2 separate regions of the Homo sapiens genome follow, and region 1 is linked to region 2. The links are chromatin loops, found by intact Hi-C in ENCODE. Cell type or tissue: PC-3. All regions are shown on one strand. Links, peaks and the distances in the headings refer to the core of each region. The heading gives the core; the rest is flanking DNA. Region 1 overlaps GOLIM4 (golgi integral membrane protein 4). Region 2 has its middle 29 kb from the start of GOLIM4.

The links. Peaks named below come from ENCODE experiments on the same cell type or tissue, not always from the same donor. Only the 100,000 strongest peaks of a DNase experiment are listed, where the experiment ranks them.
Region 1: it touches region 2 in a loop (4-fold over the local background); 4 of 110 quality-filtered maps call a loop at or near these places.

What each region holds. Positions count from the first base shown.
Region 1 is chr3:168,050,528-168,057,344 of GRCh38, reverse strand. The region is part of intron 1 of GOLIM4 (golgi integral membrane protein 4); the gene reads left to right. Among named protein-coding and RNA genes, the nearest start is that of GOLIM4, 42 kb to the left of the region's middle. In PC-3, for the core only: a CTCF peak has its summit at 4,029; no DNase peak of the experiment used is centred there.
Region 2 is chr3:168,121,103-168,127,919 of GRCh38, reverse strand. No RefSeq gene overlaps it. Among named protein-coding and RNA genes, the nearest start is that of GOLIM4, 29 kb to the right of the region's middle. In PC-3, for the core only: no CTCF peak of the experiment used is centred there; no DNase peak of the experiment used is centred there; H3K27ac peaks cover 1,015 bases.

The DNA of each region.
Region 1 (6,817 bases), core at 1,036-6,035, 71 kb after region 2:
CTACAATTCAGTGTACCAGGGTGTATTATTTCATTTTCATGCTGCTGATAAAGACATACCCAAGACTGGGCAGTTTACAAAAGAAAGAGGTTTATTGGACTTACAGTTCCACAAGTCTGGGAAGTCCTCACAATCATGGTGGAAGGTGAAAGGCATGTCTCACATGGCAGCAGACAGGAGAACTTGTGCAGGGAAACTCCTTTTTTTAAAACCATCAGCTCTCGTTAGACTTATTCACCGTCATGAGAACAGCACAGGAAAGACCTGCCACATGATTTGGTTACCTCCCACCGGGTCCCCCCCTCAACATATGGGAATTCAAGATGAGATTTGGGTGGGGGACACAGCCAAACCATATCATTCCACCCCTGACCCCTCCCACATCTCATGCCCTCACATTTCAAAACCAATTATGCTTTCCCGACAGTCCCCCAAAGTCTTATCTCATTTCAGCATTAACTCAAAAGTCCACAGTCCAAAGTCTTATCTGAGACAAGGCAAGTCCTTTCTGTTTATGAAGTTGTAAAATCAAAAGCAAGTTAATTACTTCCTAGATACAATGAGGGTACAAGCATTGAGTAAATACAGTCATTCCAAATAGGAGAAATTGGCCAAAACACAAGGGCTGGGGGCCCCACGCAAGACCAAAATCCAGCAGGACAGTCAAACCTTAAAGCTCTGGAACTATCTCCTTTGATTCCATGTCTCATATCCAGGTCATGCTGATGCAAGAGGTGGGTTCACATGGTCTTGGGCAGCTCCGCCCCTTTGGCTTTGCAGGGTACAGCCTCCCTCCCAGCTGCTTTCATGGGCTCGTGTTGAGTGTCTGTGGCTTTTCCAGGTGCATGGTGCAAGCTGTTAGTGGATCTGCCATTCTGGGGTCCAGAGGACAGTGGCCCCCTTCTCCCCAGTAGGGACTCTGTTTGGGAGCTCCAACTCCACATTTCTCTTCCACACTGACCTAGCAGAGGTTCTCCATGAGTGCCCTCCCCCTGAGCAAACTTCTGCCTGGGCATCCAGGCATTTCCATACATCTTCTGAAATCTAGGTGGAGGTTCCCAAACCTCAATTCTTGACTTCTGTGCACCCACAGGCTCAGCACCGTGTGGAAGCTGCCAAGGCTTGGGACTTGCACCTTCTGAAGCCATAGCCCAAGCTCTATGTTGGTGCCTTTCAGCCATGGCTGGAGCATCTGGGACACAGGGCACCAAGTCCCTAGGATGCACACAGCACAGGGACCCTGGGCCTGGCCCATGAAACCACTTTTTCCTCCTAGGCCTCTGGGCCTGTGATAGGAGGGGCTGCTGTGAAGACCTCTGACATGCCCTGGAGACATTTTCCGAATTGTCTTGGTCGTTAACATTTGGCTCCTAGTTACTTACGCAAATTTCTGCAGCCAGCTTGGATTTCTTTTCAGAAAATGGGATTTTCTTTTCTGTCACATTCATCAGGCTGCAAATTTTCTGAACTTTTATGCTCTGCTTCCCTTTTAATACTGAATGCCTTTAACAGCACCTGAGTCACCTCTTTTTTTTTTTTTTTTGAGACAGAGTCTTGCTCTGTCGCCCAGGCTGGAGTGCAGTGGCATGATCTCTGCTCACTGCAAGCTCCGCCTCCTGGGTTCACACCATTCTCCTGCCTCAGCCTCCCGAGTAGCTGGGACTACAGGTACCTGCCATCACGCCCAGCTAATGTTTTTTTTGTATTTTTAGTAGAGACGGGGTTTTACCATGTTAGCCAGGATGGTCTTGATCTCCTGACCTCATGATCCCTCCACCTCGGCCTCCCAAAGTGCTGGGATTACAGGCGTGAGCCACCGCGCCCGGCCCTGAGTCACCTCTTGAATGCTTTGCTGCTTAGAAATTTCTTCCACCAGATCCCTAAATCATCTTTCTCAAGTTCAAAGTTCCACAGATCTCTAGGTCAGAAGCAAAATGCCGTCAGTCTCTTTGCTAAAATATAACAGAAGCCACCTTTGCTCCAGTTGCCAACAAGTTTCTCATCTCCATTTGAGACCAGCTCAGACTGGATTTCAGTGTCCATATCATTATCAGCATTTTGCTTAAAGCCATTCAGCAAGTCTCTAGGGAGTTCCAAACTGTCCCACATCTTTCTGTCTTCTTCTGAGCCTCCAAGCTGTTACAGCCTCTGCTTGTTACCCAGTTCCAAAGTCATTTCTACATTTTTGGGTATCTTTTCAGCAGCACCCCACTCTACTGGTACCAATTTACTGTGTTAGTTTGTTTTCATGCTGCTGAAAAAAACATACTCCAGACTGGGCAATTTACAAAAGAAAGCAGTTTATTGGACTTACAGTTCCACATGGCTTGGGAGGCCTTACAATCATGGCGGAAGGTGAAAGTTACGTCTCACATGGCAGCAGACAAAAGAAGAGAATTTGCGCAGGGAAACTCCCCTTTTTAAAACCATCAGATCTCATGAGACTTATTCACTCTCATGAGAACAGTACAGGAAAAACCTGCCCCATGATTAAATTATCTCCCACTGGGTCCCTCCCACCACATGTGAGAATTCAAGATGAGATTTGGGTGGGGACACAGCCAAAGCATATCACAGGGATACGATAATGAGATAAAGTAATTCAGAAATTCTCGCCCTCAATCGAGGTTCTGTTCTTTTGTGATAGACAGGGAATTAATAAGTAAAAATTATTATTTTACTTATTTATAACAGTAATAAAAATTATTATTTTATAATTAATAAATTATGTTTAATTAATAAGTAAAAACAAAGCATGATGATCAGCACTAAAGAGAAAAATAATGTAGGAAAGGAGACGAAGTATTGAGGGCAGAAAGCTAGTTGCAATTTTAGACAGGATGTTCTGGGTGTGAACGCATCTTTCTAGTGAGGATCTGAAGGAAGTAAGGGAGCTAGTTGCTCAGATACCTGGAGCAAGAGCAGTGAGGCTCAAGGAAAGGCAGTAGGAGGGGCTGAGGGGAAAGTGTGCCTGGCATGTTCAAGCCTAACAGAGAGGCTGCTGGGGTCGGGCAGGATGAACGATGGGGTAAGGCCCTGTGAGGGCCTTGTGGGGTTTCACTCCCGATGTGGTGAGAAGCCACTGGGAGGTTTTGCCCCCCCAGGCCTGGGCCTTGAATGTGTGGGAAAGGGCTTATTAAAAATTAAATTCAGCCATAAATTATGAAGCAGACTCAAAAGATTGAATTTTATTGAAGGAATGAAACTGGAATTGAGTGAGAAGTAAAATCTGGGTTTCATGGTTTGGGAGTCATCTGTGAGAGGTTGTAGTTAAATTTTGAAGATGGATGCAGAACTCTGAGGAGACGTTTTTGAAGGAAACGAGAGGAGGAACCAAAGTCTGTGCCCTAGCGATGTCCTTCCCTACTTCTGGGCACTGGAGGGAGAGTCCTGTGTCAGCCTTAAAATGGTAATAGTGGTCCACCTCCTTTTTCTTTTTATTTCTTTCTTTTATGGGGGTTGTTTTCTAGGAGATCTCCAGTATTCTGTCTTAGACTTCTTGTAAGGTAAAATTATGGAAGAAGGAAGGAAAAGTAATTGAAAGAATGCATGATGTTGACTTTGTGTTGACCCATCAACTTGTTCTTTTATGGAGGAATGGGATGGGCAGGTGGCTGGCTTCCACCCCACCTCTGGTGATTTAGAATTACAACCAAAAACTGTCACATAAAGGCTCTTAATTTCTATGACATTAGCCCCAAAGAAACCCTCAAAAGTATTGAAGTCTGAGACGTATATTAATTTCAATTTATTCTCCTTTTTGTGTCATCTTTCTTAGTATTAAGCTTAAACATTCTTCAATCACAATTATCAAAAGCATACTTTGTTCATTTTAATTTTTGTTTTATATATAAGAAGATAGAGGTACTTGCAAATCTCAATGTTTTCACAAGTTGAATTGTGTGACTTTCATACCAAGCTTCTGTTGTTTGTTGTTTGTTTTTTAAAAATAAAACATTATGTTATAGTCGGGACCAAAAACAAAATTTCACAGGCTATTTCTTCTGCCAAAGAAACATTGCCCTCTCTTGGTTTAAGATGTCAAAACACTTAGCAGTGTTTTCTGCCTAATTTTGGAGTGTTGCTTTCTGATTATGAATTGGAGCAGTTTGCCTTGAAATTGCATAGATATGCATTTTGCCCATAAGTGAATGTATACAGCTGATTTCTCGTGTGACTTTCAAATGGAAGTCAGAGTTAAAATGGAAAATTGCTGTAGGAAGCTGGCACGTTTTTAAACTCCTGAGTGCTTTTGGGGGGAATAGAACCTCTTTCCATTCCTGGTTGCATGGAAAATATTAAACCCCTTTTAAGTAAGCAGGAGATGAGATGAGTATTATGGATTTTCATCTTTTTCTCCTGAGTTCTTGGATTCAAATCCTATTCCTGTTGCAGTGTTATTCTGCATTAAAGATCTTGACTGCTGAGATTGAACCATTATTTTCATACTTATTTTTCCTTAAACTTGTTTGGTGCTATGAGAATATTCAATATATAGCTTTTTGTTGCAGAGATTTTAGCAGCATTAGTTCATCTTGACTGATGCCCTTGACTTCAGAGTATAAATAGAAAAATAGAGATAGGTGACAAGGATTGATTAGCTATCCTCATTCTAAGTGAAACAGTAAACCTAGCTAGATAAATCACAGCTCAAAAGCCTGGAGAATGCATGGTAAAAGAAAGAAAGGTAGTGCGTATGTGTGTGTATGTGCTTAATAGTGAAGTTTTCTAAAAGAGGTACAAGCACAGAAATTCTATATGGTCTGTTCTACTGTCTTTCCGTTTTTATTTTCAAAAACTTAAGGGTTTAAATAACATATGGAATTATTATTTGCTTTTTCTTTTATTTAAAGAAATTTTTTAAGTAAAAGAAAACTGAGACCAATGTCATTGCCTTTTTAAGTCAGATATATGTGTGTGTATACATCTGTGTGTGTGAGAGAGAGTGTGTGTGTGAGAGAGTGTGTGTATGTGTATATATATATATATGCACATATATGCATATACACATACATATGATTACTTTGTTATTAGACTTTAACTGTAGGGTTGGAAGGGCTCAGGGGAGATCGCCTGATTTTTTTCTCTGGCACTTTTAAGCTATTTAAGCATTTTAATAGTGTTTACTCTGTGCCAGGCAGTATTCTAAGCACTTGATATATATGAACTCATTTAACTCTGACATTCAGCCAAAGAGATACATCTATTATTATCCCCACAAACCGTACAAGGAAACTGAAGTTCACAGAAGTTCAGCAGCTCACCTCATGAGAAATGAAGCTGGGATTTTAACCCAGGCATCAAGGCTGTGTCTTCAGCCCTTATATTAGCACCTGCCTCTCTCCCTCTCCTCCTCTTCTTTCTAGATTTTTCAGTTCGAAGGGCCAGTTTTCACTCTGACTTCCCTTTACCTGATGTGGTTTCTTCAGCCTATAGTTTGAGCCTTTTTCAGTTTGTTTTCCTTTATTCTTTTCTTGAGCCTGGTGAAGAACAACCCTTCTCCATGTCTCCATCCGTCACCGCTGCTCCATTCTTTCACCCTCCTCCTCCTCGGTGATATTCTCCAGCCTTCAAACCATTTCTGAATTCTTAAGTTACATTACATCAGGATTAGAAGCTGCTGTTATAACGACGGCTTGTCCAGTTCTGAGTAAGATAGTATTAATAGCACAATTACCTCATAGTTTCTACATATATATACTCTATTCCTGTTTGCCACATCTTTTTTCTCCTGTATTTGCAAAAATACATTCTTCTTGCGTTAACAGTTTGCTATTATGATGCCATGCATGTAATCATGAGTATTTCTCAGCTTTTCTAAGACCTTTGAATTTTAACAATAATTCGCAAACACGCTTGCCTTTCTGTGGACATTTTATGGGATTTATTCAGGTTATTTATGAAAGTTTATAACTGTGTCCTATGATCTCCTGGCTCTTGAGACACACTGCTGTTAATATGTCAAATATGTAAATTTCCATTTAGTGTGGAACTGTCAAAGACAGTTGTATGATTCAGTTTGATAAATGGGTACTTTGGGCCAGCTGTCAGGGTATTATCTTCCTGACTGAATCCAAGGGAAGAGAATAAAGAATGGAATACCATCCTGCACCCAGCACTCTTCACCCATATCCCCCACACTCCCTCTCTACTTGGTTTCATCTAGCAGAGCCTCCATTCTCTTACTGAAGATGAAATCATGCTGATGAGTTCTGTCCTTCCTAAGCCAAAGATAATTATGACCTGATTATCTGGTACCACACAATATTAAGTTTGCAAAAGTGAGTTTACCCTGATTGCTGCTGCATTGTATTAAGTAAACAGCAATTCCACCAGATTGTAATTTGTAAATTCAGCTTTTTTCCCCTCTATCCTTGACCTTCTACAATAATGTTTAATATTTAGTCTGAGGTGACTGGGGTGGGTGATGAACAGTCTGCCTTGTATGTTTTTCTTGACTATGCTGCTAGGTTTTATTATTATTATTATTATTATTATTATTATTATTATTATTATTATTATAGGTGTTGCTAGGTTAGAATTGTTTCCGCCTATACTGGGGACTTTGCTGCTGTAGGATCTTGGATAGTTCACCTGTTCCTTTCTTTGAAAGTTTTGCATGATTGCTGAAATTCAGTCTATAATATGTCCATTAGTGCAATCAGATTCACTTTTAACTGGCATATTTATGCCCTTATAACTTTCTACCCAGACGGTGAGAACTTTGGCCAGTGGATTGGCGGTGAAGGGAGTGTTTTTCCTTCCAGCTGGGGAGCTTACGTGTTCCTGAGCATCCTATTCTTGCCTCTGTTTTATC
Region 2 (6,817 bases), core at 621-5,620:
GCTCCATAGCTCTCTACTCCTCCCCCATACCTCTCAAACATGACTCCATTAAGTTGTACCCAAGTGTAAAGGGCTGGCAAAGGAATCGTGACCAACTCAACATTCCACTGGAGTCTATATGATCAAACAGAAAACTGTTTATTATGAATGGAGGATATGGGCAAAATCACATCTGCTCCAGCTGCCAGAAGTTTTGCTGAAGGCAATCACCCCCTGGTGCCATGCTTCTTGAGGTTATCTACTGGGATATCTAGAGCCTATTGTTCAAAGAATGCAGTCTTGCAAGCCTGCTGTTAGTCAAACTGCTGACCTACAATCACCCCCCTTCTTGCTATCTCTTTCACCTAATAAATACAGAAGGCTGAAAAAGCTCAGGGCCTTTGTTCACTAGAAGCAAGGAGCCCCCTGACCCCCTTCTTCCAAATATACACTTTTGTCTTTATCTTCATTCCCACATTCATCATCCTTTGTTCAGTCCACCAGGAATTGAGGTCGGCGACACCCAAGGAAAAAAGTAAGGCACTAGCCCAATAATTTTACAAAGTATTAATATATATGTATATAATACTTGCTAAAAATGAGAGGAGTATAAATATCTCAGAACTAAGGCAAACTCATCCAGTATGCAAATAAAATTTAAAATGAGACCTGAAAGGAATGTAAGAAAAGAGAAAACAGGAGAAGAAAAGAGTGTTCTAGGCAAAAAGAGCAGACTGTGTAAGGACCATGAGGTAGAAAAAAAATCAAATAAGGACCTTGAGAAGCTCCATAGAGCCTAAGGCCTGAGCATGACATTGGCATAATACACAGGGTTGCATTTAAAACTTGAAGAAAGTCAAAAGCCGTGAAAAGGTAGTCCATTTGCTTATTTTTGCTTTTGTTGCCTGAACTTTTAATATAATATCCAAAACATGGTTGCAAGGCCAATATCACAGAGATTTTCCTATGTTTTCTTCTAGTAGTTTTATGGTTTCAGGGATTACATTTATGTCCTTAACTTGTTTTGGGCTGATTTTTGTGTATGGTGTGAGGTAAGGGTCTAGTTTCTTTCTTTTGCATGTGAATATCCAGTTTTCTAAACAGCATTTATTGAAAAAACTATTCTTTCCCCATTGTGTCTTCTTGCAGAGCTTGTCAAAAATTAGTTGCCCATATATGCTAGGGTTTATTTCCGGCCTCTCTATTCCGTCCAGTTAGTCTGTGTGTCTGTTTTAATGTCAACATCATACTGTTTTGGTTACTATAGCTTAGTAATATAATTTGAAATCAGAAAGTATGATGACTCCATCCTTGTTTTTCTTTATGGAAATTGTTTTCAGGGCCTTTTGTGGTTTCATACAAATTTTAGAATTGATTTTTTTATTTCTACGAAAAATGCACTTGAAATTTTGATAGAGGTTGCTTTGAGTCTGTATAATGCTTTAGGTAGTATGGACATTTTAACAATATTAATACTTCCTGTCCACGAGCATAGGGTATCTTTCTATTTCTGTGTGTCTTCTTAAACTTCTTTCATCAATATTTTACAGCTTTTAGCATGCAGATATTACACTTTCTTGGTTAAATTTATATCTAAGCATCTTAATTTTTTGATGCTATTGCAAGTGAGATTATTTACTTGATTTCTTTTATGGACAGATTATTATTAATGAAAAGAAATTCAATTTTTTTGTATGTTGATTCTGCATCCTGCTACTTTTAGGGTTTTCTACATGTGTCATTGACAAAAAGGGATAGTTTTACTTTTTCCTTTCCAATTTGGATGTCTTTTTTTTTTTCCTGTCTTATTGTTCTTGCTAATATTTCAGCCCTTTGTTGAATAGAAGTGGCAAGAATGGGCACCCTTGCCTCCTTGCCTGGTCCCTGATTTTAAAAGAAAAGCTTTCAGTTTTTCCTATTGATTAGATTAGCTGTGTGATTTTCATAAATGGCCTTTAGTATGTTGAAGAAAAAATTTCTAGCTATATTTTGTTTAGAGTTTATATCATGAAAGAACATTAAACTTCTTTGAACTACATCAAACTGAAAAGCTTCTGTACAGCAAAGGAAACAATCAACAAAAGGAAAAGTCAGCCTATTGATCAGGAGGAACTATTTTCAAACAGTATATCTGATAAAAGATTAATAAAGACATAGGGAATTCACACAGCTCAATCTCTCTCTCTCTCTCTCTCTCTCTCTCTCTCTCTCTCACACACACACACACACACACACACAGAGATAATAGAATTTAAAAATATGCAAAGAACCTGAAAAGACATTTTCCCAAAAAAGACGCAAAAACAGCCAACACACATATAAAAAGGTGCTTGACATCTCTTATCATCAGGGAATGCCAATCAAAATCATAATGAGATATCACCTCACACCTGTTAGGATAGCTATGATCAAAAAGACAAGAGATAATACATATTGGCAAGGGTGTGGAAAAAAGGGAACGTCTGTGCACTGTTGATGTGAATGTAAATTGGTACAGCCATTATAGAAAACAATATAGAAGTTCCTCAAAAAATTGAATATTGAATCACATGACCAAGCAATCCCTCTGCTGTGTATATACCCATAGGAAGTGAAATCAGCACCTTGTAGTGATATCCACACTCCCATGTTCATAACAGCATTATTCAGAATAGCCAAGTTATAGAAACAACCTAAGTGTTCATCAACGTATAAATGGATAAAGAAATTGTAATTTATAAATACAAGGGAATATTAATCTGACTTAAAAATGGAGGAGATAGGCAACAACATGGACGAACATGGAGGACTTTATGCTAAGTGAAATAACCCAGACAGGCAAATATTACATGACCACACTTACATGTGGAATCTAAAAGTAAATTAAATACATAGAAACAGAAAGTAGAATAGTGCTTACCAGGTGTAAAGGAGGACAAGGAAATGGGGAGATGTGGGTCAAAAGGGTACAAAGTTGCTGTTATACAGGAGGAAGAGTCTAGAGATCTAATGTACAGAAGAAAAGACTGTAGTTAGTAATATGGTATTGTATACTGAAAGTTTATTACCACACATGCGCACGTGCACGCGTGCACGCGTGCACACACACACACACACACACACAACTGAACAGTAATAGATATGTTAATTCACTTACCTGTAGCAATCATTTTAATATGTGTATATATATATAATATTGTACATCATAAATGTGCACAATACAAAAAGCAGTGAAAATGGTGAAAATGTGCTTGTGCCTGTCAGGAATCTCCTGTGAATGGACATGTCACAAATTTAGGGGCTAAGATTTTAAAAAGCATCAAGGTCCTGTCTTAATGAGTTTTCTCCAGGTTTTACACTCTTCCCAATTCCATAATCTTTGGGAGATATGACAGAACTAAAAGCTTCTGCATTCTCTTCCCCAAAATAGGGTTTTATGAGATGACATCTGAGGGAGAGTGAAGTTAGTCACACTTGATGGATATTTGAGAAGTCAGAAGTGTTACAGTATCATGTTTAATCACAAGAAGTTCCTCAATTAATTGTCTTGCTAGTAAGCACTAAATGAAAATAGCTGAAGATCTAGTCCTATATTGCAGAAATCTATGTACTAAAATATGAACAGGAAGCCTAAGAATAGAGCTACAGACAAATAAAACATCTGTATGAAAGTTCTAAATTTCCAAATTTCCAATTAATTAAATGTAACAGAAAAAAAGTCATGGCCATGTTGCTACAATTATTTATTTTTAATTTGCATCTCCTACACTCCCAAAGTCAATGGAAAAATATCTAACGGCTACAGTGGTGTGATCACAGAAAAAAAAGCAGTTTCCATTTTTGAGTTTCTGCTTCCTATTATTCAGACGCACTTTGGAATTTTTTCTCCACAATTTAAATCTTGGTTGCTGCCCTGTTACTTAGCCAACATTGCATGATTTTAATTGAGTGTGGCTGTATCTCAGAGGGAAAGGGCACCAAATTTGTAAAGCAAACATCATACCAGCATGGCTCAAGGCTTGCTATTTGTTCTCCTGGCTGATTTACAATTTCCAGATATATAAGAAACTGAATCATTATGGAATCAAAGTCCCTATTAAAATGCTGTGTTTATCACATGAATCAGCAAGATGCAGTAAGTTAATATTGGCTTCCCAACACAATGAATCAATGGAGTATTTTGAAGTTATATATTTAATTTCTTGTTCAGTTGTATTGTGGGTTTATTCAAGGGTTGCATAATCACTCAATGAGCCTACTATTCTGGGTCCAGAACTCCTGGGATACTCTCCAAAACAGTGTTCTCCTTCATCAAGATAGTTTATTACTAGTATGTTATATAACCTAACAGCCTAAGTAATTATTGAAACAACATTTTTCTCCATGAAATTTAAAATCTACCAAACTTCAAAGTCAAAATAAGTAACTCATTTTTTCCTATAAATACAATAGACTAGAACTAGCCACAACTCCAATAGAGTCAACAATGACAATAAGGACATAAAAGAATAAACTGAGCACCATTGGTGATACAGCTACTCAAAAGCCTTTTCTTCTTTGCTTTGCCAACAAGGCGCCGATTTTTTTGACTTGATAATGAGCCTTAAAGTCCATGCCCTTCTAGATTTTCTTGCAGCTGGGGGTGACCATGTGTTTACACAGTAAGACAGTTTGAATTCTTAGTGAGGTTTCCAGTAAAGCTATTGTTTTCCCGAACGTTAAAAAAAAAGAAAAAAAGAAAAGAAAAGAAAACACAAGAAAAGAAAAGAAAAAAAAGGGAGAGAGGGATAAAGGGAGAGAGAGAAAGAAAAGACTTTATCTTTTTTTCCTGCCTGGCACTGAGAAGTAGGGGCTGGCTGTGAAACAGCTATTCTATAACATTGAGATGGAGCAACAAATAGAATGATCTGCATCCTTAATGATGATCCTTTTGAGCAGCTGTGCCTGGGTTCTGGACATCCTCCTTGCAGATATCTTATTATTTAAGAAGAAGAACCCCCTTTATGTTCACGGAAGAGTGGTCAGAATTTTGTGACATGTGGCTGAAAGAAATACAAGTGATATATAGTTGACCCTTGAACAACACAAGTTCGAACTGCACAAGTTGAATTATGTGCAGATTTTCTTTTGCCTCTGCTGCTCCTGAGACAGCAAGACCAACCCCTCCTTTTCATCCTCCTCCTCAGCCTACTCAACATGAAGATGGTGAGGCTGAAGACCTTGATGATGATCCACTTCCACTTAATAAATAGTAAAAATATTTTTTCTTTATGACTTCCTTAACAACATTTTCTTTCTCTAGCTTACTTTATTGTAAGAATATGGTGTATAATACATATAATATAAAAAACATGTTAATCAACTGTTTATGTTATCAGTAAGGCTTCTGGTCAACAGTAGGCTCTTAGTAGTTAAGTTTCTTGGGAGTCAAAATTATATGCAAATTTTCAGTGCATGGAACGTCAGTGACCCTAACCCTCATGTTGTTCAACAGTCAACAGTAATACCTGCTCTATGTGTCCAGTGCCTTTGTGTTGCACCAGCTCAGGGAAAATCATTTACTTGTGTCTGGTACAACCCAGTGGGCCTGTAGCTCCCACACACTACATGTGTCCTGGGGATTTAAAGATTCATGAAGTATGGATTCTCCCTCTCAGGAACTTAGAACCTAATAAGTAGAGACAAATTTGTAAATAGTTACAATATAATGCTACCTGGGAAGTCAGGGTTTCATAAAGTGTGCTCCCTGGGACAGCACTTAAGTTAAATTTGCCTATGATCACACAAGTTTGGGAAACTTACTGTATCTTAAAGGCTCTGACGTGTCCTGTAGCAAGTAGTCTTTTTAACTTTCTTTGACCTACTGTTTCTTCAAACTATATAATAATAAAACCATTTTCCCCCTGAGGCAGTGCCTCTTACTGTTCAAAGAAACATATTTGAGGAAATGTTTTATTTAGTGATTTAACACAGTTATAACTTCAGTGTTATGGCAAATGTTATCTGTGGAAATAATTCAGTCATCTTTTAATTATTCACAAATTAGTCCCACTGCTGTGGGTTGAATTGTGTAACCCCAAAATACATGTTGAAGTTTTAACCTCCCATATCTTGAAAGTAACCTTATTTGGCAATAGGGTCTTTACAGATGTAATTAAGAGATAAACTAAGAAGAAGTCATACTGGACTAGAGTGTGCTCTAAATCCAATCATAGGGGCTTTTATAAGAAAATCACTGGTGTCCTTAGAACAGAGGACACAGAGGCACACAGAGCAGAATGCCATGTGATGACAGAGGCGAGATCTGAGCGATGTGGCTGCAAGCCAAGGAACACTAGGATTGCTGGCCACAACCAGAAGCCAGGAGAGAGCCAGAGAATAGATTCTCTACCTGAGCCCCCGAAAGGAACCAGCCTGGATGACATCTTGATTTGGACTTACAGTCTGCAAAGCTATGTGGGAATAAATTTCTGTTGTTTTAAGCCACTTAGTTTGTGGTACATTGTTATCTCAGCCCTAAGAAACTGACACAATATCCTACTTCCTATTTGGCTTCTCTCAATTCTATTTGTACTTGAAACTTTTCGTGGTACTTTCTCTCCAAGTCTAGCAGCTGCAGGATGGGAAAGGAATGGCTTGAAGTCCAGAAGAATTTGAGCCCTGGCTCAGCCTGTTTTTAACTCCTTGAATTCAGGCCAGTTACTCAGATGGTCTGAGTCTGTTTTCTCAGCTATAAAATAGAGATTAAAAACTTTCATTCATTCTTTAATTCATCCATTCATCTGACAAGTATTGATTGAATAGTAACTGTTTGTCAAGCACAGTGTGAGGCTTGGGGATTTATTTTTTTTGAGGATTA